Regions from separate parts of the Homo sapiens genome. Here region 2 is linked to region 1. A link is a loop called in an ENCODE intact Hi-C map of the cell type or tissue named here. Cell type or tissue: CD14-positive monocyte. All regions are shown on one strand. Each heading gives the region's core, and the rest is flanking DNA. Links, peaks and the distances in the headings are about the cores only.

The links. A loop is a pair of places that touch in the nucleus more often than their neighbours do. Peaks named below come from ENCODE experiments on the same cell type or tissue, not always from the same donor. Only the 100,000 strongest peaks of a DNase experiment are listed, where the experiment ranks them.
Region 2: it touches region 1 in a loop (6-fold over the local background); 61 of 110 quality-filtered maps call a loop at or near these places.

Annotation. Positions count from the first base shown.
Region 1 is chr4:177,242,259-177,258,367 of GRCh38, reverse strand. The region is part of intron 1 of LOC105377557 (a long non-coding RNA gene); the gene reads left to right. Among named protein-coding and RNA genes, the nearest start is that of NEIL3, 60 kb to the left of the region's middle. RefSeq lists an enhancer at 2,546-3,065. In CD14-positive monocyte, for the core only: CTCF peaks have their summits at 7,886 and 8,095; a DNase peak (open chromatin) is centred at 8,087.
Region 2 is chr4:177,331,393-177,347,501 of GRCh38, reverse strand. It overlaps NEIL3 (nei like DNA glycosylase 3), which reads right to left. Exons shown (of 10, transcript NM_018248.3): 3 at 11,680-11,814; 4 at 11,181-11,394; 5 at 7,645-7,719; 6 at 5,860-6,026. It overlaps LOC105377558 (a long non-coding RNA gene), which reads left to right. Exons shown (of 3, transcript XR_007058384.1): 3 at 3,784-4,791. Among named protein-coding and RNA genes, the nearest start is that of NEIL3, 30 kb to the right of the region's middle. In CD14-positive monocyte, for the core only: CTCF peaks have their summits at 7,355 and 7,554 (motif pointing right); a DNase peak (open chromatin) is centred at 7,561; H3K27ac peaks cover 3,273 bases.

The DNA of each region.
Region 1 (16,109 bases), core at 4,721-12,720:
ACCAAGACACATGCAAGCATATGTTCACTGCAGCACTATTCATAATAGCAGAGACAGAGTCAACCTAAATGTCCATCAGTGGTAGACTGGATAAAGAAAATGTGGTACACATACACCATGGAATACTATGCAGCCATAAAAAGAACAAGATCATGTCCTTTGCAGGGACATGGATGGAGCTGGAGGCCATTAATCTTAGCAAAATAATGCAGGAGCACAAAACCAAACACTGCATGTTCTCACTTGTAAGTGGGAGCTAGTTTATGAGAACACATGGACACTTAGAGGGGAGCAACACAAACTGGGGCCTTTCAGAGGATGCAGGGTGGGAAGAGGGAGAGGATCAGGAAGAATAACTAACGAGTATTAGACTTAATACCTGAGTGATGTTCGTGACCAGCCTGGCCAACATGGTGAAACCCTGTCTCTATTAAAAATACACAAATTAGCCAGGCATGGTGGTGGGTGCCTGTAATCCCAGCTACTCGGGAGGCTGAGACAGGAGAATCACTTGAACCTGGGAGGCAGAGGTTGTAGTGAGCCCACATCAAGCCACTGCACTCCAGCCTGGGCAACAGAGTAAGACTCCATCTAAAATAATAACAATAATAATAAATACATAGAATAAACCTGGGTAATGAAATAATCTGTTCAAAAACCCCCGTGACACATGTTTACCTATGTAACAAACCTGCACATGTACCCCTGAACTTAAAATGCAAGTATAAAAAGGCAGGGTGCAGTGGCTCATGCCTGTAATCCCAACACTTTGGGAAGCTGAGGTGGGTGGATCATCTGAGGTCAGGAGTTCGAGACTGGCCTGGCCAACATGGCAAAATCCTGTCTCTACTAAAAATACAAAAACTAGCTGGGCATGGTGGCACGTGCCTGTAATCCCAGCTACTGGGGGTGCTGAGGCAGGAGAAATGCTTGAACCTGGGAGATGGAGGTTGCAGTGAGCTGAGATTGTGCCACTGCACTCCAGCCTGGGTAACAGAGCGAGGTTCCGTCTCAAAAAAAAAAAAAAAAGGGAAAAAAAGAATATTTAAAAAAGAGAAAATATAAAAGACAAACAAAAAACACACAGAAAATTCTAGGCTTCCATTAAGGAATACTGGAAGGATAGATTGTAGTTGCGCCACCAGAAATGACTTCTTCAATCAAGATCCACAGGGGACCTGCTCTACTGAGACAGCTGCTGCGCTTGAGAGTGTCTGTGACGCAGGATGAGGAATCCGAGGCTGATGCCACTGCTGCCTCTGACAGAACTTCCCGTGAAAGCAAAAGAAGCAAAGAAAAAGACATTCAATGATTGAAGCAGAAAATCTTCAAATTTCCATATTCTTTTTAGAAAAAACATCGAAAAAAGACAAGAAAATGGTTTTGGCTTGACTTTCACTTTCCACATCTCACTCAAATGCATTTAATCTGAGGAATCTGATGTGTATCAAGGACCCTAGAGCAATAGATAAATGTTGTTTAGTTTCCCCAGATCTCAGTTAGAGATGCGTTGGAATCTAGGTTGAACAAACTAGTCGACAATATTTAACAGGGCCCAACAGTGAGAACTGCCACGTTTAGATCAGGAACAAGGAAACCTATGGACAGATGTGTTGTTAATGAGAGTTGTAAGCAGTAAACATTTGGCTCAATTCTCATAATGTGTATTTATATATCATACCTCATAAAACTCATAAAGAGGATGATTCTGATTCCCCCAGAATGAAGTTTATGATACTTATTGTCCTCTTTTGTTTAATATTCTTAAATCATGAAAATAAATGGCAGCTAGTTCATGTCCAAAGTGATTTTGATATTGAGTTGTACACATTATGGTAATGCATTTTTCTTTTCTAATAAAGCCTTATATTATCGTCAATTAATCAATAATTGTATATGACTTATTAATATATCTGTATTTTAGACATAGCAAGACCTAGCTGACTTTTTTAACAGGATGGTATGGAAGACCCAGTTCACTCCGAGTAAGAAAGCATCATGTCTTCTCTTTGAGAAAACTGGGCCAAACTGAGGATGCTGGCCACGTGACCTACTCATGACTGCTAAGCAACAGAATGGCTGATATGACAGATTTGTTAATATAGATTCTGGTGTAAGCATATCTCTTTCCCTTTTTTGTATTTTGTTGTTTTTATCAGTACTGTATTTTCAATGAAGAAGAAGTTCATAAGGAAAAAATGAAAAATATAACTCTAAGCTAATTGGCTTTGAAGCTTTGGGGGATTCATTTTATTATGGAAGATCAACTGGAAGATAAATGCACATACACAGCATGAAAAATATCGACCCCACAGAAACCACAGGAGAAAGCTCAATTGGCTGGCAATGCTATCTGATTCAAAAGTGTATATACATAAACTAACTTGCATTGTGTTTGTTTTATTTATACTTGTTTATCTCTTCCAAGCAAGGACTTACTGATTACTTGAAAAAGAAGTCAATTAAAGGGGAAAGGCTAAGATAAGAGAAGAAGCTGTTTTTAAAAAATACCTTTCTGATATCTTATTTAGAGGTTTTCATTGTGTGGTAAATTATTTTGTTAAATTTTATATTTTAACTTATGCTTGCAAGTTTTTTATTATTTAATACTTTAGCCCCTTTAATTCTTGCCTAAAAATATTTATTCCTCAAGCATTAATGAGAGAAGAATCTCTTCCATCTAGGCAATAAGGAAAATAAAGTGGCTACATATTAGAGTCGAGTTTTCAACTCTTGTCTGGCCTTTTGTGTAAGAACAGTTGGCACTTAAGAACACCTTTTCAAGGTGAAGTCCTCTAACTGCTTTTGTAAGCATGTGTGGGGTCATGAATAACAATGGCTTCACAGGGAGAATACATCTTCACATCTGATGGAGCATCTCGGAGATTCACTCCATTCCCAAATCTCTCTGAACAATATATATTAATCTTCAGAAGTGATAACCTTAATAGAATATGGTGCAAAGTTTTAAATGTTATTTCTCATACTGTCTGATTTATTGAAAATAGGTAGTACTTCCAATGATATCACAAAACTAACAACCATCTGACCCCAACTACAGTTACAGAATATGACAGATACAAAATATTGTTATAATGAACCAGAAGAGGTATCTGGTTTTTGTTGCAGTAGAATTTAGATCTAAGGGGTACATAACTATAATTTGCATTTCTGGGACAAAAGAACTTGAGAACCAAAAGAGCTAAACATTTGCACATCGAGTTTGTATCCTGAGACTTTGCCGAAGTTGCTTATCAGCTTAAGAAGCTTTTGGGCTGAGACAATGGAGTTTTCTAGATATAGGATCATATCATCTGCAAACTGGGAAAGTTTGACTTCCTCTCTTCCTATTCAAATCGCCTTTATTTCTTTCAATCGCCTGATTTTGCTTTTGAAATTAGCAATGGAGAAAAATGCTTCAGCAAAGTTAGCGCAATGATTTGACAAGACTCACAAATATCCCAAAGATCTACTCATAAGCTTCTAATACGTGTAAAGAGTATAGAAGAGCAGGAGAAAGAAATCACTGTCAATAACTGATCATAGAGAGGTTTGAATATTTCCAGCCACAGCCCTGTAATGTTCTTCCTTATTCAGATAGGATGTAGTTCATCTTTGGTTATGAATCCCTAAGGTTGGTCTGAGATGTCGTAGTGTTGGCAGAGCCTAAGCACAAGTTTACAGGGGGACTTATATACCCCAGACCACATAGGGAAAGACAGGGTGTATGACAAGTTAAAGCAGGCACAAGCTATCAATCTGTGCTGTCTTTTCCAAACCCTATAAAAACACATAACCAAGCCTTCATCTCTATTGCTTTTGTATTCTTACTTCTCTTGTTTTGATTCCTAATGTTTGTGGTTCTGGATTCCGGATTCCTTATCTGACTTCTATTCTCAAACTCATTTACACCTTTGATTCTTTTTTCTCATCTACACTGGCTATTATAATGATTTGGTACAGAAAATAAGAAAATGAAAGACATAAAACTTTATCTACATCTTTTCTGTCTGTGTTTTAGTCCATTTGTGCTGCTATAACAGAATACCTGAGATTGGGTAATTTATAATTAATAAAATCATCATTGGCTTATGATCCTGGAGACTGGGAAGTCCAAGATTGAGGAACTGGCTTCTGGCAAGGGCCTTCTTGCTGTGTCATGTCATGGCAGGTGGCAGAAAGGCAAGAGAGGGCAAGAGAGTAAGAGGGGGCCATATTCTTTCTTTTATAAAGGCACTGATCCCACCTCTAAGAGTGGAGGCTTCATGGCCTAATCACTTCTTGAAGGTCCTACATCATAACACTCTTACAATAGCAATTGAATTTTAACATGAGTTTTGGAGGGAACAAACATTCAAGCCATAGCAACCTGCAAAATTTTTATGTTATACTTGGTGGCTCATTTGTAAGTTAAAGTTCATAGGACGGAGATTTGGGAGTAAGGAATTTAAATGAGTTCCTTGGGAAGGAGATGAGAATAATTGCTTTAAATGTCATATAGATGTGGAGTATTCACTTTAAATTCATTAATTATATATAGAAACCACGTTATGGGTTAATGACATTCACTGTAAAGATTCTATCTGCATTTATATTTTTATATTCACAACTTTTGGAATATTACCCATAAGAGATCTTATGGGTAATATTAGATCCCTTAGACTTAAATGTAGACAGCCTGTGCCGACATTTGCCACATAATATGTGCAAGTACATTTTACTATAATGTCATTGTGTTTGTCTGGATTAGAGCAGGATTTTCCTGTTACTATAGTGGCCCTCACACTCTGCTGTAGTGTGGGTGACTGATTCTCTCCCACTTGCCTTCCTTACAAAGGCTGATTTGACTGAATCTCTTGACCTAGGCTTCCTTTTTGAAGTTGCCAGAATGGACCTCATTGGCTTTTTCAGAAAGTTTAATGTCCTGATGAAGTTCAATATCTCTCAAGGATATTCTATAGAAATCAAGTTCTGTAATAAAGTCTTTATCAGTGTAATCAGGACACATCTAACAAATGTTGGCCAGGGACTGTGGCTTAAACCTGTAATCCCAGAACTTTGGGAGGCCAAGACAGGAGGATCACTTGAGGCCAGGAGTTTAAGCACGGATAGCAGAGTGAGACCTTGTTTCTACAAAAAATTTAAAAATTAGCTGGATATGACAGCATGCACCTGTAGTCCCAGATACTCAGGAGGCTGAGGCGGGAGGATTGCTTGAGCTCAGGGGCTCAAGACTGCAGTGACCTACGATTGCACCACTGCACTCCAGCTTAGGCTACAGAGCAAGAGATCCTGTCTCCAACAAATAAATAAATAAATATGAATAAACAAATAATAATAATAAAATTAACATTTATTAAGTACTTACCATGTGCCAAGTTCTGTACTAAACAATTTACATGTATGGACTCATACAATCCTGAATAATTTTATGAGGAAAAACTGTTATAATTCCCATTTTATAGATGGGGAAACTGAAACAGAGGAAGGTTTAGTAATTTGCCCAAGTGCACACAGTAGGAAAAGACTGAACTGGTATTTAAATAGATATATTAGTGAGAAAGTCCCAGAGTTAACATAAAGTGAATCACAACAAAGCAAGAAAACCTGTAATAATAATTATCAAAAAGCTTCTTTTTTAAACCATTGTTCTTCATACTTGTCCATGGACTGTGCATTTTGAGGTAACACCCATCACTACAGTGTACGCTTTGGGAAATGCTTCATTAATTCAGTTAGATCCTCTATGACTGTACTTCCAGACCTCAGCTCTGAAGTTCCAGAGTCCTTTAGGAGCCTTGACTAAATAGGTCTGAAATTTTCCAGGGAGGGGTTTCAAGATATTCCATCACATTTACTTTAGAAATCCACAAAGTGATGGGAATAAGCTAAAGGTGTCTCATTCAATTTCCACTGTTACTGAAGGCGTGTTCTGCAAAGGCAGGAATTTTTGTGGGTTTCATTCTCTTTTATATCTCTGACAGAATCATGCTTAGAACATAGTGGGTAGTCAAAAGATATTTGATAAATAAGTGCATTAAATAGCCATCATAGATCATAACCTGATTATATACCAGATTTGCCTTGAACCCTGAAGTTTAGAAGAGAATGGCAAGGGAGAACAGAAACGGATTTCAAAGGTCTGTCCTCTGCATTCCCCATTCCACTTGTTCTCACTGCTATTCTTATTCCACAACTCTCAAGAAAATTAAGATGTTTGTCCCAGTGGACTGGAAATGTTTGGTATCTAGTTTCCTATAAGGACAAGGAAAATATTTTCACTCACGAATTCAGATAATGATACTTTTTGAAGGTTACTATGTGGTAGCCATTGGACATTTGGTAATGAACAAAATACCATGTAAGTAAGCACTTGCGTAATAATTACTATGGTCCTTTTATAAATGATGCATGTATATTTATATATATTCTCATATACATATTATATACACACAGTATGTGACAAGATATGTGATAGGCACCATGAAGTGTTTCACAGTATCATTACTAAACGTAATTTTTCCAAAGATATACACTATGTGTATATATGTCATATATAAAAATGTGTATATATGTCATATATAAAAATGTGTATATAAAAACAATATGTACATATACTCACTGAACCATCATCACACTTTACATATGAGAAAAATAGAGCCAAAAAGTTAGCAGAGGGCCATTATGAGCCTAATTAGCCATTGTCTACAAGCCAAATTTTTACAGTAAGCTATGGTCCCCACTTCAACTTTAGTGGAAATGAGAGACATCTACTCACACAAATGCCTACCAAATCCCACAAATGTGACAGGTGCTGTGACAGAGCAGCAGAGGGTGTTATGAGAGACGGCAGTGGAGGGAAAGTCAGAATGGGACTCTGATGAAATGACATTTAAGCTGAGACCTGAAAGGAGGGGAGTGGTTGGCCAAGAAAGGGCGGGGAAGGCATTCTAGATAAAGGAAACTGTGCAAGGCCGAGGCAGAGCAGGTGCACGCAGCCTTATACTGTTGAAGGAACTGGAGGAAGTGCATCGCAGTGAGAGCTTAGGAGTTGGGTGCAGGGCAGGGAAAAGGAACGCAGGACACAGCAAGAAGAGGCTGGAGAGTGGGGTCAGAGGGGCATATCACGTCCACAATGTAAACCATGCAAAATTTTACACACTTTTAATTTCAATAGGAAGTCACTGGAAGATTTTAGCAAGGATGTGACATTATCCTATTTATGTTTTGGAAATGTTAGTCTGCTTTTTGCACTTCCATAGCAATAGATAGTCATGATAATACATAGCACATTTATAAAAGAATATTTATTCTTTTAACAGATGTTTTCTTGATTACTTCAACTAGCTCATTTGTATCACAGATACCATGTGGACAACAGAAACCATATTTACATTTAAAAGTATTTAAAATGAAAATGTTTTGCTGTAAATAAATATGATATGTAAAAGAAGCAAATTTAGAAACTGTGTGTTACTAGGAAGAAAAGGAAAAGACGTGACAGAGACACTATTAAGTGCTTCACAGTATCGCTGATGGAAGTTATCAAAAGGAACCTTTTTAAAGCTACACAATGCTCATTGGCTATGTAAATGTTAAAAAACATGTATTTAGATATTTAGGACAATATTTACTATGAGGACTTCTCATGCAGTGAAATGCAGATGTAAACTTTTATTAATACATAATTATATGATAGAATTAATAAACTCTTTACTATTTCATGTGTATTTAAAATATTATGAATTAAAAGGCAAAAAAGCAACAACGTTTTAATAAAATTTAGTCAAAAAGGAGGCTTACTTTGTCCTGTATAACGAAGAGCTAAGACTAATAGGTTTGCATTGATAATGTATGTTCTTTGCAAAACTACCATCTAGAAAAAAGAACTTAGCTACCTTTAGGGTGCCCAACGTTTGTATCTTATATAAACAAGCTGTCGTTTAGAATCAGAAGTAAAATCCATGGCCTATGGCACTGGTTAAAAGCAGACACTCTTGCTCTAACAGCTCCAACCTGGGCTGGTTGGAGATTGGCAGGAACTCAGCGGGAAACATCCAGAGCGGGCTCACGGTCCAGCAGCGCTCCCAGGAGGGCGATGGCAGAATAGCAGCCTGTTAGGCGGCGGGAGGAAGGCGAGGCACCAGTTACTGATACGTATGTCTGAGAGCGAGTCTGAAGGAGAGGAAAGACTGCAGAAGGCATGGAGGTGACAGGTTAGACAGCAAGAGAAATGGCATAATGCAGAGCCGGTTAATGACTCTGGCAGCTTTCCACCTCTGAGAATGTTACAATTGGTGAGGGAGGATGGCACATGTGAATTATCTCTTGGTAAGAGGGAAATCCTTGACTTGAAAGACCTGAATGTTCTTGTCTATCAGGACACAATGAAATATTTAGATTCTGGGATAACAATGTACTAATGCTAGTTTTCTAGAGGTTATGTTATTGAATCTGTTGCCTGTCAAATTTGAGAATACAAATGAAAAAAAATACCTGATTAATAAAGCCTAGAATATGTGCTAGTGATTGCAACATTCTGGTGAAAGGTTGTTCCGTTGGTTATTTGCCATTGATAAATTTTGGGTACAGCCAAATCATCACTGGACTCTCAGTAAATTGTACAAGAAATTGTTGGTTCATATTTTTAGGTGACCTAAAAATGCATAATATTCAAAATATAAGTGGAAAATATTAGTCAGCCAGATACCTCTTCTTTTTAATTATGCAAACGCAATTATTCTTTTAAAAAGAGCTGGAAAAGAGATGCCACTGTAGTGTTGGAGATCCTGCAGATATAAATTAGGAGTGAGCAGGGGTGGGGACAATTTTGGTTTAGCAATAAAAGGCATTTAGTAACACATCCAAGCTATGACAAGGCAGTGTAGAGAGGTGTGCTGAATTCTTCTTTGGCTCAAGGTTTCTCGGATTTTAGGTTTTCTGCCATTCACTGTGTTTAGGCAACTTGATTAGTACATCTTGATAGTAACAGTACATGTCTCTCAGTTTTAGTGTGAGTATTGGCTGGGCACGGCGGCTCACACCTGCAATCCCAGCACTTTGGGAGGCTGAGGCAGCAGGATTGCTTGAGCTTAGGAGTTCAAGACCAGCCTGGGCAACATAGAGAGACACTGTCTCTGCATTAAAAAAAAAAAAGGAAAAGAAAGTGGAGTGTTCTAATATGACTCATGTAAAAGCTGTTAAGATAAAAAAAATCAGAACCAGTTTGTTTTTTTCACTTACAAGCCTTATCAGAAATTGAATTTAGTTTCAAAGATGAATTATTCTCATTTAAGTAGTTGTGTAACTGTGCATAATGTCGTAACTATTTGATAGCTAAAGACTAATATTTTATGAAACACATACCTCTATGCCAGGCATGAGGCACCGTGTCAGTAAAATAGACTTGGTCTTTCCCCTTCATAGAGCCTAGAGGATAATTTATTAATCTTAGAGGATAATGTATTCATCAAATTAACCATGATGTGGTTAATTTGTAGCTTGTGTTAGAATACAAAGAAAAAAGAACAGTTCAGAATGTTTAAAAAGGATTGGCTTTGGGTAGAGAGTTCGATACCCGCACTTTAAGCCAGGCAGCTGCAGAATGGGGAGACCTTGGTGGTAACTAAAATGGAGCCATAGTAGGTAAGGATGGAGAGGATATGGGTGAAAATCCTATGCCAGGCACTGAGCATGAACACATGCATGATTAATTTCCGTGCAGTCTGATGAAGTAGATATTCTTACTATCTACATTCAATACTCAGGGAATTTGAGGTTGAGGCGCAATTAAACAAATTGCCCAAAGTCCCACAACTAGTAAGTGCATATTTTAATATTTCTCATTGCATACAAAATTAGACAATGGAAGATTTTTAGAAAGAAAGGATTAAAACTACTAGGGCTTTAATACACACAAATAGATATTAGTAAAAATGCAGAGATGCCCAAGATAGGCATTATAATGAGACTCAACAATTGTGACCCCCTCACTCTTCTCTGTATACATTTATTGCTATCACAAACCTCCCCAATATTTTCCTGCTCATGTTCCTTCTAGAAAGAAGTCTTGGCCGGCTACAGTGGCGCATGCCTGTAATCCCAGCCCTTTGGGAGACTGAGGCAGGCAGATCGCTTGAGGTCAGGTGTTCGAGACCAGGCTGGCCAACATGGTGAGACCCCGTCTCTACTAAAAATACAAAAAATTAGCCGGGCATCATGGTGCATACCTGTAATCCTAGCTATTTGGGAGGCTGAGGCAGGAGAATCACTTGAACTTGGGAGGCGGAGGTTGCAGGGAGCCGAGACTGCGCCACTGCACTCTGCACTCTAGCCTGGAAAACAGAGTAAGACTTCGCCTCAAAAAAAAAAAAAAAAAAAAAAAAAAAAAAAGAAGAAAGAAAGAAAGAAATCTGCAGAATATAATAATGATTAGACATGAACCTGCAAGGTTAAAGTATCTATCAGGAACAATTTCCTGTTTTTTTGTTTTGCTTTGCTTTTTTTTTTTTTTTTTTGTCTCTTTCGGCCAGGTGCGGTGGCTCACGCCTGTAATCCTAGCACTTTGGGAGGCCGAGTTGGGCCAATCACCTGAGCTCAGGAGATGGAGACCAGACTGGCCAACATGGTGAAACCCCGTCTTTACTAAAAATACAAAAATTAGCCGGGCATAGTGGCGGGCGCCCGTAGTCCCAGCTACTCCAGAGGCTGAGGTGGGAGAATCGCTTGAACCTGGGAGGCGGAGGTTGCAGTAGCCCGGATCGCACCACTGCTCTCCAGCCTGGGCTACAGAGCGAGACTCCGTCTCAAAACAAAAATAAAAACAAAAACAAAAACAAAACAAAAAAAATCTTAGCAGGAAGCAAATGAAAGGTCAAAGCAGATTATTGCAGTCAGTGGGCACTCAACTAAGGGAAGCTTATAAAATGAAAACAGAAAAAAATCCAAAAAGGCTTCGCCTCCTTCCTTTCATAATAAAATGCTGACACAACCTTAATTATACTGTTATAAACAGTGCTGTTGGACCACTGCTTCACCATATGGGACTGAGAACTATAAATATGTTAGATATTGGTTCTTAGGAAGGGAAAATATAGAATATATCCTTTGTACGAATCATATTTTTATGAGGCTGCTGAAGAGTAGCTGAGTGTTGAATCAAATCACGAATTCTCAAGGCCATCATAATCAGAGTAGGCAAAGTATATATTTGCTCAGGGAAACATCTGTTAAGAAATTTCTCCTGAGTCTCATCAGTAGTTGGCAAGCTTTACTGCTTTAGCTATGTTTTCATTATTGGCCTGTCTGCAGAATAGTTTACACTGGTTGTCCTTGTATCATTAATTCACCGGTAAAGAAATAACCTTTTTAATGGCCCGCCTTTGTTGATAATGCTCACAACAAAATTTAAATTTTAAATAGTCACTCAGTGATTTGTATTTTATTCAGTTGTGCTCTTGAATTTTATGTACATGCACAGAGCTCTGAAAAAGGATAAAAATAGTAAGTTATGAACTGATTGTGAATCATCCATGGTGTTTACAGTTCAGTTGCTTTTGGAGCATTGCAGAAGTTGTGTCTTTAACTAATAATGCTTGGTTCGTAGGAGTCACACCATTACTTCTAATACTTCTCAGTGAAATTATTGAAATCAGCGACATAAAATATACATGGACTTTTTTTTTTAGTTCGAGTAGAGGTACCTTCCAGCAAAATATGCTTTCATCAAACTATCAAATTGATAATAGGAAACAAAACATTTTCTGGAAAAAGAAAAAGACAACCAGAAAATCATCTTTTTTGATACAGTTATCTCATAGGTATCTGTTAGCAGTGGCATGAATAAAATATTTCATAAACTTTTTGGACATAATTACCATTAAAACATACTGGCCAGCATCATATTATTTTCTCTCTAGATTTCCATTTAGTGCTTTCCGTGTGTCACAGAGTCAATGTAAAGCTACCTGGATAAACCCATTAATGAATTGTTGCATAATGTTTTGTAGTTGCTTTGCAAGTGAATTATTTTTGCTGTGGTACTGCTAATACAGCAACCTCTATGCCGTCTATGATTACTAATACGGAATAATAAAAAATTGTAACTTGGTCCAACATTTTCTCTGGTCAAAATGTTGATATAACTTGGCTAAAAATAAGCATGGAGAAAAACACAAGCACTATTTTGTGGTGTGTGAGATCGACCTGCAGTTGTTAACGCTGTTATTAAGTTTCAGTGACTGTTTAGGTCATCAATCTCTGACAAGAACCTTTCAGAGTGCTTGATGATATTGCAAGTAGCAAGCTGTGCTGCATTAAAAGATGATGAATCTCTGTTCAGGTAAAGCTTTGCCCTTTGGCTATCATAATGTATCACCACTTTGTTTACAAATGGGTATTCACTACGCTAAATGGCAACAGAGTGCATGCGATTTTATAAATACGAAACGTTGGCACTAGCTAATATCTGAACATCTAGTTGAAAGTGCAGTTGGAAGTCTAGGGAAAATAATCATAGTTACTTACAAGATAAATAATTTTGTAAATTAAAATTGTTGGGATTCAGCTATTTAAATGATTACAAGTTATGTTTTAAAATAACATGTTTCTATAGAATAACTCAATTTTAACCCTTGGTTTTCTCTTAAAAAAGTCTTTCCATTTTTTACCTAAACATAAATGTGGAAGCATCATACATAAATTTGATAATTTATCAATTTCAAAGGAATCTCTAATCTTTGCTATTAGATTCATGGAGCCACCAGCCACATTTTGTCCAGGTTAGTATTGTTTTAGACAAGAGTCTTATTTTTGGTAGGAAAATTATTTTCTGAACGCAGCAAAATGGAAATGACTTTATCTCTTCTTTTACTGATTGGTTTAAATGCAGCGAAGTGTTACTCCCTTGTATCCTTGCTTATTAATCAAAGGTGACATTTTACAGGCGTGTAGGAGGAAAACCATGTAGTGTTTACCGTAACAACTCCTTTTGTTTTTGAGAGAATGTCTCACTCTGTCACCCTGCTGGAGTGCAGTGCTGTGATCATGGCTCACTGCAGCCTTGATGTCCCAGGCTCGAGTGATCCTCCCACTTCAGCCTCCTGAGTAGCTGGGACTACAGGTGCACACCACCACGCCACGCTAATGTTTTGTATTTTTTTGTAGAGACAGGGTTTCACTACGTTTCCCAGGCTGGTCTCAAATTCCTGGGCTCAAAGTGAGCCACCTGCCTCAGCCTCCCAAAGTGCTGGTATTACAGGTATGAGCCACCATGCTCGGCCTAAAGTCATAAAATATTACAGAAAGTATTGTACCTTGGCTACCCTTCCCTGGTTACCTTCCTTCCCTCCATTCATATCCTGATACATTCATATCATTAGAGCATTTATTAATTTCACATATACATTTGAACTATTACTGTATAATTTATCCATAAATATAATGTAACATTTTGTATATTTTCAGTGTTTTTAAAAATATGATGAGAATATGTGTATTATTATTTAATTTGCATTTATTTGCTCAGTATTCTATTTTTGAGTTTTCACCATGTTAATGCGTAGATCCCTGATTCATTCCTTTTAAGTGCCGTGTATTAAGCTGTTGATGGAGTATACCACAGTTCATTATCCATTCTTTTTTTTCTGATGAGCTGTTAGGCCTGTGTCCAATGTTTCACATTACAAACACCATATTTTAATATCCCACCATCTGTCTGCTTATGCACGTGTGCTCCGTTTCTCTAGGAGAGTATGCACCTGGAAGTTTAAATGTTGTGCGTATCTACAGCTTCACTGGGACATTGCTCTATTTCCCTCCAGGGTATTTTTAATAGATTTATCTTTTCATCAAAGTGTGCAAGTTTTCTATTTTTCCACAACCTCGTCAATGATATTATAAAATATTTTTAAGTTTTATTAATCCGATGGATATGTTTTTCACTATTGCATTCTTTTTCATTTCCCTACTTAAAAATGAAATTATCTTTTCATACATTTATTGAGCATTTGGCTTCATCACTGAATTATTTATATCCTTTTAAAATTTCTTTTTTTGCCTATTTTCTTATTAATTAGTAGGAATTCTTTATATATTATTGTATCTAATTCATTTGTTAGTTACATGAATTGCCAGTAACTTCTCCAATTGGTGGCTAGTCTTTTTACTTGTGAGCTGGACTTTCTGCCTGGGAGTCCTGCCTCTCTTTCTTCTCCTGTGACAACCCTATGCATTTCAGGTCTAGCTTAAATTCCATGTCATTTATTAATTACCCTCCTCTCCTCATGGAGTTATAAAATATTTTTTCTCAAATCAATGAATCTAAGCCCTTTATTTGACAAATGGGGGAAAAGGGACTAAGAGAGTTGAATCAAGATTATGAAATGTGACATTTGATATTCTGTTCTGACTTTTAATTTCAACATACTTGTAAAATATAACTATTAAATATTGCTTATAATAACTTTCTGTCTATGAAGGTTTAGAATTCTTTTTTGTATTGGGATTGTTTTTTATAGTGTGCAACTTTTAGATCTGAAAGGAAATGCAGTGCTGAAATGCACCATGTATTAATTGTGGTTGTAATGTTAATCCTCAATTTAGAAGATTAAAATTGTAGAGTGAATGGACATTATTCTCAAAATGAGTTTTTTTTTGTTTTTGTTTTTGTTTTTTTTTTTTTTTTGAGATGGAGTCTTGCTCTGTCACCCAGGCTGGAGTGCAGTGGCATGATCTCGGCTCACTGCAACCTCTGCCTCCTGGGTTCAAGCGATTCTCCTGCCTCAGCCTCCTGAGTAGCTGGGACTACAGGTGCGTGCCACCACACCCAACTAATTTTTGTATTTTTAGTAGAGACGGGATTTCACCGTGTTAGCCAGGATGGTCTTGATCTCCTGATCTTGTGATCTGCCCGCCTCGGCCTCCCAAAGTGCTGGGATTACAGGCATGAGTCACTATGCCCGGCCAGTAAGTTTTTTATAAATACAAGGTGCTAATAGATGTTATATACCTGTATTTGCATTGTTTTAGTTTCATATAATAATCTAGCATAAATCCCTGTAACATCCAATTTAAGAAGAAAAACTTAGGTAAAATGCATCCCAACTCTAAAGACTTAGTTTACATTATTCATCACTAGTCCCACTAAAATAATAAATAATACAGCCTAGTCTTTATGAAGACTAGAAAGATTTAAGTGACTGAAAAATTAGCAGTTTTTTGCATTAGGATGTATAAAGCTTTATGTCTAAGCATCTTGAAATGCTGACAAAGAAACTTTTTTTGGCAAGAAAAAGTGCTGTATGGTAATTTTTACATTTTTAAAGAATGAGTAACAAGTAAGGTTTTTAAAAATTTAAATCTCATCAGACTAGCATAGAAATTTAGAGCTCAAAGAGACCTTCGAAATAATCAAATCCAATGTTTTCACAAGTAATGAAACTGAATTCTAAGAAAGTTAACGAACTTCTCTTAGAAAGCACAGCAAATTAGCCAGAATCAGAACTACAATTGAGATCTGCTGTTTCCTGTCAAGCCTCCCACTAAGCGGGCTGTGTCTCTAGACATCACGCATGCTGAGAATGGATTTTTAAAAATATGAGATGGTTACTTTTATTACAAGATTCATTCTACACGAAAGCTTATGGATCCTTTGCTCAATTTGTAGGATGGAACGGAGTGTTTGGCATCTCCACTTCATCTTTCGTAAAGGCTGAATGAACTCTTTGCTGCCACTTATTGAAGATAAAAGGAGGCAGAATTACCCTTAAGTAAATACTTTGGCCTCAGTATTTCCTCCACTTTGTACATTAATAAAAATCCCTTTCTTTCACCCTGTCATTTGACTGTCATTGTCAATCTACATAGAATGTTTCTTCATGAGAGGGCTTATTCATTCAACAAGATTTTATGAACCATCTGCTACTGACCAGAAACTGTGGTAGTCACTGGAGTGCCAAGTAAGATAAGTGGCCATGGAGTGCCATGGCATTCTTGTAGCACACATATTGTAGTAAAAGTAATCTTCACATACTGTTTAAAATATATTTATTGCAAATGTAATGTGAAGGGACACAGGGTAATCAATAGAGTAAAAAGGCAAAAAAATCTTA
Region 2 (16,109 bases), core at 3,266-11,265, 91 kb before region 1:
GTGGCTTCCCAGCTCAAAAGTATTGGCAACAGTCGCCAGAGTGATTAATCTTTTCAAACATTAAGTCAGTTATTTCACGCCCGTTCAAAACCCTCCAAAGGCTCCCCAGTCTACTCAGAAACTTGCCTTGGCCAAGCCGACTCTGCATGCTCCTTGGTCCCTCCCAAGCAGAGGGGCTGCCTCTGTCTCTCATTCCCTCTGCTTGGTTCAGTCATACATGCCTTCTTTCTCTTCCTTCAACAACTCAGAGGCTTTATGCTTTTCTGGGCTACCTTCTTTGAAATATTTCCCCCACCCTCAGATTGCTACAAGTCATCAAATCTTTTCAACAAAGTCCTCCCCACGGACTTATCTGCTACCCTATCAAAAATGAGCCGTCTCCGTCACTATCCGCTACTGTGGCTCATGTTCTTGAGAACACTAATCACCACTTATCATCGCCTCATGTCTTATACATGTATGTATAGATAGGTTTTTTCTTTTTCTTTTTTTTTTTTTTTGAGACGGAGTCTCGCTCTGTTACCTAGGGTGAAGTGCATTGGCGCGATCTCGGCTCACTGCAACCTCCACCTCCCGCGTTGAAGCAATTATCCTGCCTCAGTCTCCCAAGTAGCTGGGACTACTACAGGTGCACGCCACCACACCCAGCTAATTTTTGTATTTTTCGTAGAGATGGGGTTTCCCACATTGGCCAGGCTGGTCTCAATCTCTTGACCTCGTGAACCTCCCTCTCAGCCTTTTAAAGTACTGGGATTACAGATGTGAGCCACCATACCTGGCCCAAGAACTATAGTTTGACACATAACCTAAAGATCTTTACCAGAAATGGTCTGAGATGATAGCTGAATCTGGTAGTATTCGCCATCACTGGGAATGCACGGAGGGAGGAGAGGCAGAAAGGTCCAATAGAGAGCCTTGCTGTTGCCTTAACTTTGATGATCAAAAGAAAAGGAGCCCATGAAAGAGAGGCAGAAGAAACAGAGCTATAGGAACAAAGATGGGAAGTGATGGAGAGAATTAAATTCAACTGAGTCGGCTGGCACGGTGGCTTATGCCTGTAGTTCCAACACTCTGGACAGCTGAGGCAGGAGGATTGCTGGAGGCCAGGAGTTCAAAACCAGCCTGGGCAACATAACAAGATTCCATCTCTAAAAATAAAAATAAAAAATTAGGCAAGCATGATGGTGCATGCCTGTTGTCCCAGCTACTTGGGAGGCTGAGGCAGGAGGGTCACCTGAGCCCAGGAGTTCGAGATCACAGTGAGCTATAATCACTCCACTGCACTCCTGTCTTTAAAAAGATTAAAATTTTAAAAATTTAAAAATAATTCAACTGAATTAGAGAGGGTGAGGCTTGAAGAAGCCTATTTAAGACCTCTGGGAAATAGGTGATTTTCAAGAGAGCAGTTGTAATAGATATGTAGGGGCAAAATTTGTTCATTAAGCCTATATTTATTGAATATTTGTAGATAACTATATTCCAGTGGGAGGAGATCTATTTAAGAAAAAACTTGGCTGGTGTGGTGGTTCATGCCTGTAATCCTGTCACTTTGGGAGGTCGAGGTGGATGGATCACCTGAGGTAAGGAGTTCCAGACCAGCCTGGCCAACATAGTGAAACCCCATCTCTACTGAAAATACAAAAAATTAGCCAGGTGTGGTAGCATGCACCTGTGATTCCAGCTACCTGGGAGGCCGAGGTAGGAGAATCATTTGAACCTAGGAAGTGGAAGTTGTAGTGAGCTGAGATCGTGCCACTGCACTCCGGCCTGGGTGATAGATTGAGACTCTGTCTCAAGAAAAAAAAAAAAAAAAAAAAAAAAAGCCAGGCGTGGTGGCTCATGCCTGTAATCCCAGCACTTTGGGAGGCCGAGGCGGGTGGATCACGAGGCCAAGAGATCGAGACCATCCTGGCCAACATGGGAAACGCCATCTCTACGTACACATATGTAACATCTCATGTATACATATGTAACAAACCTGCACATTGTGCACATGTACCCTAAAACTTAAAGTATAATAATAATAAAAAAAAAAAAGAGTTGGTTTGCAGACAGCACTAAATTCTCATTGACTGGCAACCAACTACAGCCACATTTCCAAACTAGATGGTTTTTAGAGACCTGAATATGTGCTCCTGAAGGAACAAAATATCCTGTGTGCAGCATTCCAAATGTTCTCCCTGTATACTTTCCCATGTGTTGTTTCGTCTTTCAGAAAATCCTTTTCCTACCTCTTGTCTTTGATGAATTCCTATTTCTTTCTATACTAAGCTCAAAGACTGCCTCTTTCAGAAAGACTTCCTTGTCCTTCCCAGGTAGACTTAAGTGTTTCTTCTTCCATACTTCCATTGCCAGTAGGATAAACATGTCCCTTTACAACACTTCCATCACGGTGCTTTATCTATTTACCATTTACTTCCCACATTAGCCCTTGAGCACTTTGAGAGGCTGTGTTCTATTTTGTCTTTGTATTCCAAGTACCTGGTGTATAGCAGACCCTAATAAATAAAGTAAATAACAACGAAAAAAATTTAAAGTCCCTAATGAAAGGTAAAGACTACCTCCTCTGTTTTCTTTAAAGGAAATAATACTCACATACATAAATTATATTAGCTAGCAAATAATTAAGAACCAACAATAAGCCGGACACGGTGGCTCACACCTGTAATCCCAGCACTTTGGGAGGCCAAGGCAGGCAGATCACTTGAGCTCAGGAGTTTGAGACCAGCCTGGCCCACATGGTGAAACCCCGTCTCTACTAAAAATACAAAAATTAGCTGGGCGTGGTGGTGGGTACCTGTAATCCCAGCTACTCGGGAGGCTGAAGTAGGAGAATCACTTGAACCCGGGAGGCGAAAGTTGCAGTGAGCCGAGATCACACCACTGTACTCCAGCCTGGGTGATCAGAGTGAGACTCCGAGACTCCAACTCAAATAAAAAGAAAAAAGAACCAACAATAAATAGCATCAGTATTAAAAGTGTGATATGATCAGTAGAAACTGGAAAATTGGGGGAGGACTTCATGAGTTCAGTAAGCTTTCAGAGACAGAAGAAACAGGAGGATTTAGATAATTGGTAGTGGCCTTTTCAGACTTCTTCAGCTTAACTTGAAATGACTTTACATTAAAATGAGAAAATTTAATCAACATAAAAAAGGATCAAATACTCATCCAGAAAATAAATGGGATGTACTTATTCACAGAAAAATCTAAGAACAGGGCAAATCATCTTGGTTTTCAAGCTTTTTAAAATATGTAAACATTTATTTCACAGTGTATAGTTGATTTTCCAAACAAAGTCTTAAGCTGACTGCCAGTGTAGAAAACAGAATCAGGTCGGGAGGGAAGAGGGATTACAAGGCCCAGAACATTTTCAGCACAGCCTTCCCTAACTCATAGGTCTCTTTTGGGGAACTGTGGGGTCTTTGAAATCTAGTTTCAAAAAAACCTTTGACATTGACAACTATTTATGTGATAAATAACATATTTATAATTTTTTAATCTCAAAGATATCAATTCATAGAAAACCAATACAGAACATTAATCATTTATTTAGTAGACAAATATATATTGAAGATCTTCTATCTGCCAGCTACTGTGTTCAACGCAGTATCTAGTTACTTGGTCAAATAAATGTATACCTATATTATAAAAAAGTTCCTGTTCATAAAAAACTATGAAAGTTCTTGTTCATAAAAAAAAATTATGAATGTTCATAAAAAATTTAAAAACCATTAAGTGTGTATTATATATATATATATAAAATTATCTAAATGTATTTCAGATGTCTATGATAGTAACACGGGGTGAAGCGGCTGAGTGGAAGAAGATATAGAGTGCTGTAGAGAAAAGTATTGGAGAACAAGAAGAGTGATGCAGAAAATGAAACGCAGGGACACAAAGAAAAAGCACGCAGTTCTGGACATATTTATGAAGACTTAAGCTGGGACTTCCTCTGCACACCAGCTCCCTCCCCTGCCCCCAGCTCTACAGACATGACCGCACTTCCCACCTCCCGGGTTTCCCACAGCCGAGTGGTGCCCTGAGTCTCTTCCTATGTCCAATCCTATGGTTTTGTTTCCTTTGCTTTTTCTTTCCTGCCCACTTTGTAGTTATAGGTATTTGCTGAAGCTCAGACCTTGGCTCATTTCCTTTCTCATTCTTACTGAACTGAGAAGTTGGAATGCTTCAATCAACAGCACTGTGCCGACAGCCTCTCTCATCCTGGATCGCAGCCCCTAAGACATGTCTTCCTGGATATTCCAGGGTTCTTTCACATATCTAACACATACTGCATCTTCACTGCTGCATCCCAATTTTCCCAGACCCACAATGTGAAAATTTTTATTATTTGGTCCTGAAACCTTTTGCATCATCCTACCTATCAAATCTGCCACAGTCCTTGTTGACTTTTAAAAAGTTTTACTAGGGTACCACGTCCAGTGTCTTGACCCCAGGCTGGTAACCATCGCTTGCCCATTACTCTGCACCAGCTTCTTTACATGCATTTTCAGTCTCTTCGTTTTCCATGTTAACTATGCTACAATCAACTAAAAGTCCTTAATGTGCTAATTTAGGAAAGACCTTAACCATTCTCCAAACTACTAATGACCCCCACCATTTGATCCCACTCTCCCTGTAAAACTAGCTTTTATTATTCCACAACGTGGAGCCTCTGTTGGGGTTGGCCAGTATTCTCATCATCCCTCCACCATGCCATGTTTATTAATGAGTCAAGGTTTGTGGCCATGCTCCTTTTTTCCAATTAAATACTGTTTGCTTTATCGTTTAATCAAAATTCTATTTTTTAAGGTAAATTTCAAATGATACTTTTTTTAAGTCTAGTCAAGTACAGTAGGGAGAAGGGGGGAAAGAGTGGAACAAGGAGCTCCACTCAAATGACGCTTTCTTTGAGATCTTCCCAACCTTCCTGCACATAGAAACCTCTAATATCCCTGAACCCATGCAGCATTTTTTGTGCTTCATGTCATACTGGTACTACTGGCTTATAATCACATATACTGCTATGCAGCTGCTTTATACTACATAATCTTATAATCACATATACTGCTATGCAGCTGCTTTATACTACATAATCTTATAATCACATATACTGCTATGCAGCTGCTTTCTACTGCATAATCTTTCTCTTAGATTTCCCCCAAAAGGTCCTATGGCCTGTTACCAAGGTAACTGTACATTGGGGAAAAGAAAATAATCAGACTTTTCAAGGATTATTGGACACTGGCTCTGAACTGACACTAATTCCAGGAGACAAAAATATCACTGTGATCCACCACCAGTCTGGTCAGGTGATCAATGGAGTTTTAGCCCAAATACTTCTCACAGTAAGTCCTCAAACCTATCCTGCGGTTATTTCTCCAGTTCTGGAATGTATCATTGGAAGAGACATACTCAGCAACTGGCAGAACTACTACACGTGGGTTTAGTAAGTGGTCTATTATTTCACCAACTAGACATACAATCTGTAAAAAGATCTTGCTTTTGTTTTATAATATTATTTCTAAGTGAAGCAGAGACTTTTGAAGGTAGTTGCATTTTTTTCCAATTATTGACATCTCCTGGTACTCACTTTACAAACTAGGTTAAAGGTAAAGGCTAGATATTATTCCCTGAGCCAGAGATTTTCCACCTAAATTCAGAACTGGTCCATAAATCATCTTTGGCTCCCTCAGGTTCTTTGGTGACATTATTTACTATTTCCTTTCAAGGACTAAAATACTTTTGAGTCACGTTCTCTTCTGAATAGCCTGACAGTTATTCAGTTATATTCTCAGATTATTAGCCTTTTAGTTAGATGGTTAGGGCAAATGGTATCCCTTTAAATTCAATATCTTACCATATGTCAACATGTTGAGGATTTTCTTTTTGACAGTGAGGACAGAAATATGTCATTCTGTTATTGTCCCCAAAGCGGCACACAGTTATTCTGCAGTGGCACTGACCACAATTAGGACGCTTGTAAACCTTATAGTGTTTAGAGAGAGCAAGTCCTGCTTTACGGCACTAAAAAAAAAAAAAACCAAAAAATTCTGTTATCCACAAAACAGTGCTGCCAAGGAGCCAAAGACACATTCTCGAAAGTCACCTCTGAAAATCATCTGCTAAAAATTTACATATGTTTGTACATATGTCAATATAATCTTTTCTTTCATCAGAGAAAAAGGTATTGACAAGATTTGGTAATATTTGTCAAATAAAATTTGTGTGAAATAAGTCATTATTTAATGACATTAGTATTCAAAATTGCTCTTTGCATAGCTTTATCCTCTTATCTAAATGACATGTAAAAGTTCTATATTTAAAAATGTCTTTTACACTTTTAAGGCTTTTTAAATTAACCATAATTATATAGTTAAAAGAAAAAGGCTAGATTAGCTTGAAATCTGATTATTTTTAGAAGACTGAAACTGCTCACTCAGTTTCAACAACCAAAAAACTTAATTCTAGGGGACAAAATTTAATAAGAGCATTTTCTTTGTTGACCTGAAAAAGGATTTTTTTTTCCTTTTTAACCTTAGAGATTCATTAATAAAAAAAGAAAGAAAGAAAATAAACATTCAAATACCATCCTAGCAGAGAATATATTCCATTTTGGTATAAATTCTACTTCAAAAGATATTTTGATATATTTGGTCAGTTTTATTCCACTCACAAATATTTAAGGCTCCTACAAAGAAAATATCTTGAGTTTCCATCAGCACTGTGAAAATTTAAAAGCCCAGAAATATGGCTCACCACGTATGAGCTGAAAATTACACAATTTATATTAATTTAAGGAAAGTATTGAAAGACCCAATTTAATCTGGGTGGAAATGGGCAGTTTTCTATGGTCATCTTTTTCTGGAGGAAGAAGTAAGCAAATGCAATTTAAAAATAGCCATAGTTACTCAAGACCGATCTGCAGAGCAAGAGGTTCATTCACATTTTAGGCCAATTAATAAAGAATACTACAATACCTGACTTTCTGAACATAGTAAAAATGAAAATTTTGGATACAGAAAATGGACTGTGAAGAAAGAAAATACATATTTGCATTACTTTGTTTAAAAGATGTGTTTATTGAATTCTATATATGCATATAGTATATAACTTTCCACATTTACAAGTCAGCAAGTCCTTCCTTCTCAAAACTGTGGTAGACAGAGAAACATTATTATCCCATTTTACAGATGAAGAAACTAAACTTAAATAAAGTTATCCAAAGAATCTAAACCACACAGATAGTAGTAAGTGGCAAAGCTTGATTGAACCAAGGTCTATAGTCAGTGGCAAAGCCTGATGGAACTAAGGTTATCTGAAAGTGTTACTGTAGGTCAGCCTCTCTAGACTTTCTATATTTTATGTATCCAAAAATAGAAAAAGAGTCTGTGAAATGCCAACATGGCTGCTCCTAACTTGGTATAAAGATAATTGAATATGGTTATAGTTAGACGAGTTTGAACTGACCTATGACCTAGAATTTCAAGATGTTAATTACACCCACATAATGTCACTCTCCCTTAATGTACCTCCATGCTCTTTCCACTAGATGGCTATATACAGCTTTCACATTTTTTGGTGCACTCCAAAAGGAAACCACTGACATTTTACATTTTACACAGTTGAAAAATTTTGCTCTTACCCTGTAAAAGAGAATGCTGAAATCACGTATCATTTTCATGAGGTGATGGATCTGTTCATCTGTTAATTGACAAACCTTGAAGTGGAAAAAACAGCAGAGCCTAGTTTCATGACTTGCTCATTACTGTAAGAAATAATACGCCTTGCCAATTCTGTGAAAGAGAACTGTAAATAGATTTTGAATACAGCTGACCTTTGAACAACATGGGTTTGAACTGGGAGGGTCCACTTATACGCAGATTTTTTTCTGCCTCTGCCATCCCTGAGACAGCAAGACCAACCCCTCCTCTTCCTCCTCAATCTATTCAATGTAATGATGATGAGGAGCAATAACTTTATGATGACCGACTTCCACTTAATGAGTAGTAAATATAATCCTTATGATATTCTTCTGTTTTTTTAGAGACAGGGTCTCACTCTATTGCCCAGGCTGGAGTGCAGCAGCATCATCATAGCTCACTGCAGCTTCAAACTCCTGGGCTCAGCCATCCTTCCGCCTCAGCCTCCCAGGTAGCTGGGATTACAGGCGCAGACCATCACACCTGGCTCTTACCATATTCTTAATAACAATTTCTTTTCTCAAGCTTACTTTATTGTAATAATACATATGTAACACATAAAACATACAGAATATGTGTGAACTATGTTATCAGTAAGGCTTCTGATCAACAGTAGGCTATTAGTAGTTACGTTTTTGAAGAGTCAAAAATTGTATATAGATTTTCAATGGGAGGGGTTAGCACCCCAATTCCTGTGTTGTTCAAGAGTCAATCGTATATGAATATCTTCTAGAGCTCTATTTCTTACGGATCTATTTAGTACCATTAACAGTAGTTATATTTTGAACTGATAATATTACTGACAAAATATGATTCCTATTTATACATTTTAATTGTAAATTCAAGCATTTATTGAATATTTATTCTGTATTAGACATCTTCAAAGTCTCAGCATTGTCTATCAGACACCTTGAGAAGTCTTGCTGGACTCAAAAAAAAAAATTACCAAGAACAATATAAAACAGAAAGAAGGGAAGGGAAAATAGGCACAGGAGTAGATGACCACCAAGGTCACTATCGAGCTTTAGAAAAGATATGCATTTCTATACATGCATTAATATCAAAGTACTTATTAACACATGGAAGAGCTCAGACACAGACCTTACTGAAGAATTTTTTTCTGACACAGCCTAACATAAATCTCAGTGTTACCCTTGCAGAATTATTATTTGGCACATGTGCCGTCAATGGTAATCCCAAAAGAAACCCTCTGATGCCTCATGCTTGTTGCCTGTGTGTGAATATCTATATGTACAGCTGACCCTTCAACGACACAGGTTTGAACTGAGCAGGTCCACGTACATGTAGATTTTTTTCAATCAAACATGAATGAAAAATATAGTATTTGTGAGATGTGAAGCCTGCATGTGTGTAGGGCTGACTTTTTGTGTAGCAGTGTCCCTAGGGCCAACTGCAGGACTTCAGTATGTATGGACTTGGTATAGGCAGGAGTACTGCAACTGATCCCCTGTGTATACTGAGGGAAGCTGCATATAAACAGACACATACATGTACAAAGAAAATCACTTATCAGTGACTATAGAAGTGAAAATCTAATCAACATAGTCATCCTGAAAGTATTATACATATTCAATTGTTCACTTAAACTTTAAAACTTACATACATCCAAAATATTTATTACTTTCCAAATCTTACATACTATATTAAGTCACATCTTGAAAAGTTAAACTGTACTTTTTCAGTAATTGTGCACGTGCTTTTAAGAAGCTAAGAGCTAAATTTCAGAAATGTGTGTGTGTGTGTGTGTGTGTGTGAGAGAGAGAGACAGAGTCTCGCTCTGTTGCCAGACTGCAGTGCAGTGGCGTGATCTCTGCTCACTGCAACCTCCGCCTCCCGGGCTTAAGCGATTGTCCTGCCTCAGCCTCTCCAGTAGCTGGGACTACAGGCATGTGCCACTACGCCCACCTCATTTTTGTGTTTTTAGTAGAGACAGGGTTTCACCATGTTGGCCAGGATGGTTTCACCACGTTGGCCAGGATGGTCTCACCTCTTGACCTCGTGATCTGCCCGCGTCAGCCTCCCAAAGTGCTGGGATTACAGGCATGAACCACCGTGCCTGGCCAATGTCATTAATTTTTAAACCCCCAGGCATTATGGGTAAATGATCATTTCCTAGATGGATGGATGGCTGGATGCAGAGATAAAAAGTAAATTCTCAGTGCATCACAGATAACAACAATACCCTGGGTTCTCTTTTTTTCAAAAACAACTTTCGTAGAGGTCTAAGTGATTTTTAAAAAGCTCACTCTTGTTAAAGTTCTGTTTCATTATTTCCATACTGAACTCACGTGTTCCAAGTATCAAAAAGCAGAATCTAATCTAGACCTATCATTAACTGGCTTCTTTTAAAGCTTCATTCCTACTGATTTGGGTATTACTAAAACTATCTAGTAAGTATCTACACAAAGTAAAAAAATAACCTGGGTTTATGTAAAAGATAATTTAGTTAATAGAGTCAATTATGTAAAAAATAATTCAGCTAAAAGAGCTAAAAATTAATTTAGTTAGTGGCAACAGGTCTTGATAAAAGCCCTAATGTAGAGGTCTTCCCTAGAAACTAAAATGTATGTATTCTACCTGGGTTAGGGTTCTCACCTCTCTTACCCTCTTAGAACATTGCTATATTCATCACCATTCCCTTTTCTACAATTTTAACCTCTGCCCTTTAACCACTTTTTTTTTTTTGCAACATATAAATAAGTTCAAGTCTCTGCAGTTGTAGAACAAGAAAAAAAATAAAATAACCAACTCATGTCTTGCCCTGGAATCCCCTCTAGCAAGCCAATATTTTCCCTTCACTCCGGCCTATGTGAACAAGGGCTCTACATTTTGCTTTCATTTCCTCACTGATCACTTATTCCTTGGTCCCTGCTGCCTGCCTTCCATTGCTATCCTTCCACAACAGCAGCTTCTAATGTCACCAACAGCTGTAATCAGGAATACACAAGCGTGTGCAGAACATGTACTTAATATGCCAGAGAGAGAAAATAAGTTGTGAGTTAGTTCATTCACATATTCCACAAATATTAATATCTAATGCCTACCATACACCACAGGTCACGTTCTAGATGTTGGGATACTTCAGTGAACAAAAGCCTTGTTTCCTTTTGAGACTGTGTTCTAGCAGAAGGAGACAGCTTTTAAACAATCAGTATAATAAGTAAATATGTTATGTTTGAAAGGGATACCTGGTATGGAGAGAACAAAAAGCAGGGCAAGTTAAGGAAGACTGATAGAGTGAAATGTGGAGTGGGAGGGTGTGCACAAGGCAACTGTAAGTGCAAGTGCGGTGGTAGGAGCCGGCTGCACTGAGAAATTGACCTGGGTAGAAATGGGAAGCGGGACACCTGAAGTCTGATGAGACTGTGTTACTGAAATGCAGAGTTAAGGCTTCCACGTTGGTTCCTTCACAGTACCGAAAAATCAACAGATAATTAAAAAAATACTTAAAACTTACTTTAACAGCTGGGTGGAGACCACTGTCAAAGAGAGCTTCATTTTTGATGATGTTCCCTACTCCAGGCAATACGTTCTGATCCATTAGCACATCACCTAGCATCCGGCCTTTCTGTTTTTTAACTTCACTTTCTGCTCTCAAGAAACTAAATTCAGGTGAACATACATCTAATTCTTTCATCATTCTTATTCTCTGTTGGCTTTCCATTGAGTTTCTATAGAAAGGAATATAAAACACATTAATCATAAGTCTGGTTATAATTTCACAAAGTGTCTTTTAAAATGAGCTTTGCTATAAGCACTTTATGTTAATCAGGGTATAAGAGTTACATATGCAAACAACAAAGACCTTACAAATTATATTATCTGAAGGCTTCTTTAAAATGAGGTTTCATCAATTACAAACTCTTTATTTATTTGTTTCTTTAGTTACACGTGTGACATCCCAAACCAAGCTCTGCAGTATTGCAGCGTAAGTACTTTTATTTAATTTTTTTTACCTGAGTTCTACTGATGAGTCAAAGAAACAAATCAAATCTTTGGTGAGCTGCACTTCCAAAACAGGAGAAGCTCCATTTTTATATTTATACTCAAGTGGATTAATCATGATGAAGCCTTTCATTCCGAAATGAATCCTGAAACAAAATCAAACCATTTTTGAGTGGCAGAAAGTATATCATTTATCAAGCTTTTTTCCTGTACTATCATTTTTTTTTTGGATTATAAGCAAACAAATGTTAGTCAGGATAGACACTTTTAAAGGGCAGAAACCAGTGGTAAGATTATTATATATTTTTCTCTCATGACTTTGTATCCTTATAAAGATAGAAGACATGACAATCAGTTTTTCAACTCAAAAGTAAAATAACTTCTCAAAGAAATAATATGGTACCAACAATAAGCCCAAAAAAATACACCCCTGCTCCTCTTTTCTTGTCAGATGAAGTATCTTTTATTCATGGAACAGTCTAGCATCTCTTGGCATTTTCTCAGATTCAAAGGCTTGGGATGAGATAAGGCTAAGTTTAAGTTGCCTATAGTTTGTGTTTTCATAAATTCTACAAAGCCACTAATATTCAAATTCCTTATTTCTAACCACAATGGATTGGAAATAATTACCTATTGCAAAATAATATCTATGGTTTAAGATGCTCTTTTCCCCCCTTGTTTTGCACTAGGCAATGAAACAATTTTTTTTATTTTTGCAAAATCTTACGTATCAAAAAAAAAGAGAGAACAAGTCAAAATGCTATTGTCCTCAATTCTTTTCGTTTTCTTTTACCTCTATATGTATTGGGAAGAGGAGATTTATAAATATTTACGGTTAACTTGAAAGCCACAAGGCAGCGATGAAAAATTCGTAACCTTTCAGATTTTATAGGATTGATTAGCATGTCCAGTTTTTAAAAAAAGTAGTTCTGTAAGACCTCTGATGATGAAGATCAAAAATGATTCTCAAGATGAAATACTGTGATCCGCCTTTCAAATCCTTCTCCTCATAGCTTTGTTGAGTTCATAAATATGGCTCTTTTGGCAGCGAATGCTACTGCTCTGTGCTTCTAATTGCGGAGCACCATGTTATAGTATTGTACAAGGTTAACCAGTCTAACTTTAAAAATGTGGGTTTTAAACTCTGTGTGCCCTACTATCAATCATAAATGCATTTTACATGCCCCATAGTTCTTGACAGGAAAAATGTGTGCCTGTAAGTACTCCATAATTTAACTTATGGAAGTTCAACCCCAGTGAAAGGTGTACAACTGTCATGCCCAGAAGCCATCATATCTAAAATCTTTTCAGCTGCATGGCTCATAAAGTGGATTCTAAATCACTTTCTATAATGAAACCACATCCACATAAAAAATCTCAAAGGTTAAGACCCAATTCAAATGCAGGAGTAGCCCCAGCAAGAACCTTAGATCAAATAAGTATGGCTCTGACTTATAAATCAATTCATTTTTAGGAAAAAAGTGCATAAAATGTTTTTTTAAATTTTTATTTATTTTGTTTTATTAAATAGATATTATAATTGAGCCCCAATAAACCAACACATCTCGTGGGTTTATTACTAAGTACCTTTGATCTTAAACTATAAAAAATGTATCAGTATCATGAAAATATTTGAGGCACAGTAAACATCTATACTGCGACAACAATTGATACTGATTTTTTTTTTTTTTAAACCAGGACATAGGCCCATATTACATAAAGAAAAGACATTTTTAGGGTTTCATTTGCTTTTCAGGATTCCTCATAATTAATTAGTTTAGGAAACTTTTATCAGATCCTTATTTCTATCTCAAGCTCCTTCTACCAACCCAAAAGGTTACCCAAGACAATTCACTCTGCATAATAGAAGTCTACCTGCCAACCACAGTTGCCTGGTCCAAGGGTGGGCATTAACCTGTTCAGGCTTAACCTGAACAGGTCTCTGTCGTTTTCTCAGATCCTGTGCCTTTGATACAGTTGATTCAGAAATGGACACCTGTCCCAAGCTAGATCCATCAGTATCCAAGCTGGGTTCGTCAATTTTTCTGATGAATTTAAAGACGTAGGACCCAAGGAGATCCTGCTAGCATTAAGAGATCTCATATGAGAGCTGTCTATGGGAATGATTCCCGATGTGAGCACCAGCAAAGCAAAGGAAGGTCTCCCTGCAAAGAGGAAGACTATAGAAGATTTCAGTGAGGAGCAGAGTGAAGAAATGAAGAGGAATCCTAACAGCTTTTAGTCTTTGCTTGCTTTAGTTCTCCTTGAAGCCTGCCTGTATTCTCTTCAGGTTTTGTAAGATACTTCATACACTTTTTTAAATTTTAAAGAAGTTTTTGGTGCCAAAGTCAACAAAAGATAATAAATAATTATTGAACCTGCTTGAGTTGGGCCTCTGTCACTTGCAACCAAGTTCTAATATGAAAATGTGCCCAAACTAAAAATTCAATTAACAGTAAGAAAATTCCTCTCATTAGAAATATCTTCCTAAAGAAACTAGTAAATAAGCCCTGATCCTGTTTTAAGAATCAGCCGTATTCTCCAAGCTATCACTGTCAGAATAATCTGAACATCCTTAAGCAAGCACAAATAGCATAAACAAAGCAGTACTGTCACAGTTTCACATTAATGACAACTACATTTTGCAAATAAGGCAACTGCCTATAAAAATTTTCAAGTGGTCAGAAGTGTCCTAAGGGTAATAAAGAGTGGAAAATGTAGAATATAATAGTTGTAAAACCTATGCTGGGAATTAAAAAAAAAAGAATGTAAAAAGATATGGTTTTAACAATGCTAAAAATAAAAAATAGGAGTTCTGCTACTACTTAGGATGCAGAAGGCTGAAAGTGAACATAGCTACCGCTCCAACAAGGAGAAAAAAAATCACGTTATCTACAAAATCATACATTTTCTTAAGCCCATCAGAGACATGAGATTGCAACGCAACCAGGTAAGCTAAATTCCAAAATGTGACAAGCCCCGCCATGGAAAGTAAAGTCAGAATACACAAATTGTTTCACCTGTGGCAGAGCACAAGAGGAAGAGAAGGCTACTATAAAAATGGGAAAGCAGAAAACTGCAAAATTTTCAACAAACTTTTACATACTGAATGTGGGCTGGTGTAACAGTTTAGAATCCCCGGAGCCCCAGACACAAGGAGAATACACACTCGTGGGCCCATGTGAAAGATGTGAGTGACAGCAAGAGACCTGAAAGAGCTGCTCTTGGTGGCATGACACCTGTCTTCATGAAACTCTGTCTGCTTCTTGAACACTTCTTTGAGATGAAGTCCAAGTCTTAAAAAGTCTTTAAGCTGCTGGGGCCAAGGGAGAGGTAGAAACAAAGGTCATATCTGTCCTTGAGGGAGGAACAGGAAACTTCCTCTGCCCAAACAATATGTCTTATACTGAATAACAACCATAAGCAGTCTGCCACAGGACAGCAGCGGAAACCCTTCGGCCACCCAGCCCAAGCAAAGGTACCCTGGCCTGTTGAAGGTGAGGTAGAAGCAAAAGCCATCTGTCCCTAGAGTTGAAACAGAAAATCGGCTTTGGCACAAAATACTGTGATGATACAAAGAGAAATCTGCTTCCACCAGAAAAGAGGTAGGAAGCTCTCTGACCCAAGTACACCCACAGGTGCAAGGCAGAGTTTGGCTGCCATAGGAGGGCAAGGGACAGCAACCCTAAGAAAACTGCGACCTTGGGTTCTACATACACAAAGGCCTGCCCAAGTTCCAGGCTAATCCAGAAGTAAATATCCCCACTATCCCCATCATAAGCCTCCCACTGAGTCACAAGCGACAGCAGTCTACATGGTGGAGAGGTAAGAACATGGAGAGACTTTCTCTGTGACATGAATATGCAAGATGTGCTGAAAGCTGAGAGTCGAGCAGCAACACAGAGAAACCATCCACTGCCAAACCAGACCACACACAAGGCATAAAGTAGCAGTAGCAGCTGGAGTTTTGAAGTTGTTGGTGCACTGAAGCCAACCCAAACAAAGCAAAACTCAAACGAAGGTCAACTACTTTACTAGACTCACTCAATCCCTGACACTAATGACTGACAGAAGAGGCATGACTGTTTCTGAGCTTAAATATTATTTAGCTCTTATATGTCTATACATGGTGTCTGGGATTTAGCTTTTTGTCTTCTATAGACAATGTCTAGGATTCAAAAAAATGATAAGACACATATATACACACAAAGATTAAAAAAGTATCAAGAGATAAATATATCAAGAGATAAAGCAGTCAACAGAGCCAGACCCAAAGATGCACCAGATGTCATATCTATGAGACAGGTGATTTAAAAGTAATGTTAAATTAATTTTAAACTTAAAATATTGATTCTTAATCAAATTTTATATTATATATTAGTTATTAATATGTTAATGATTTAACATATGTAAGGATCTAGTATAAAGGCACATGAACAGG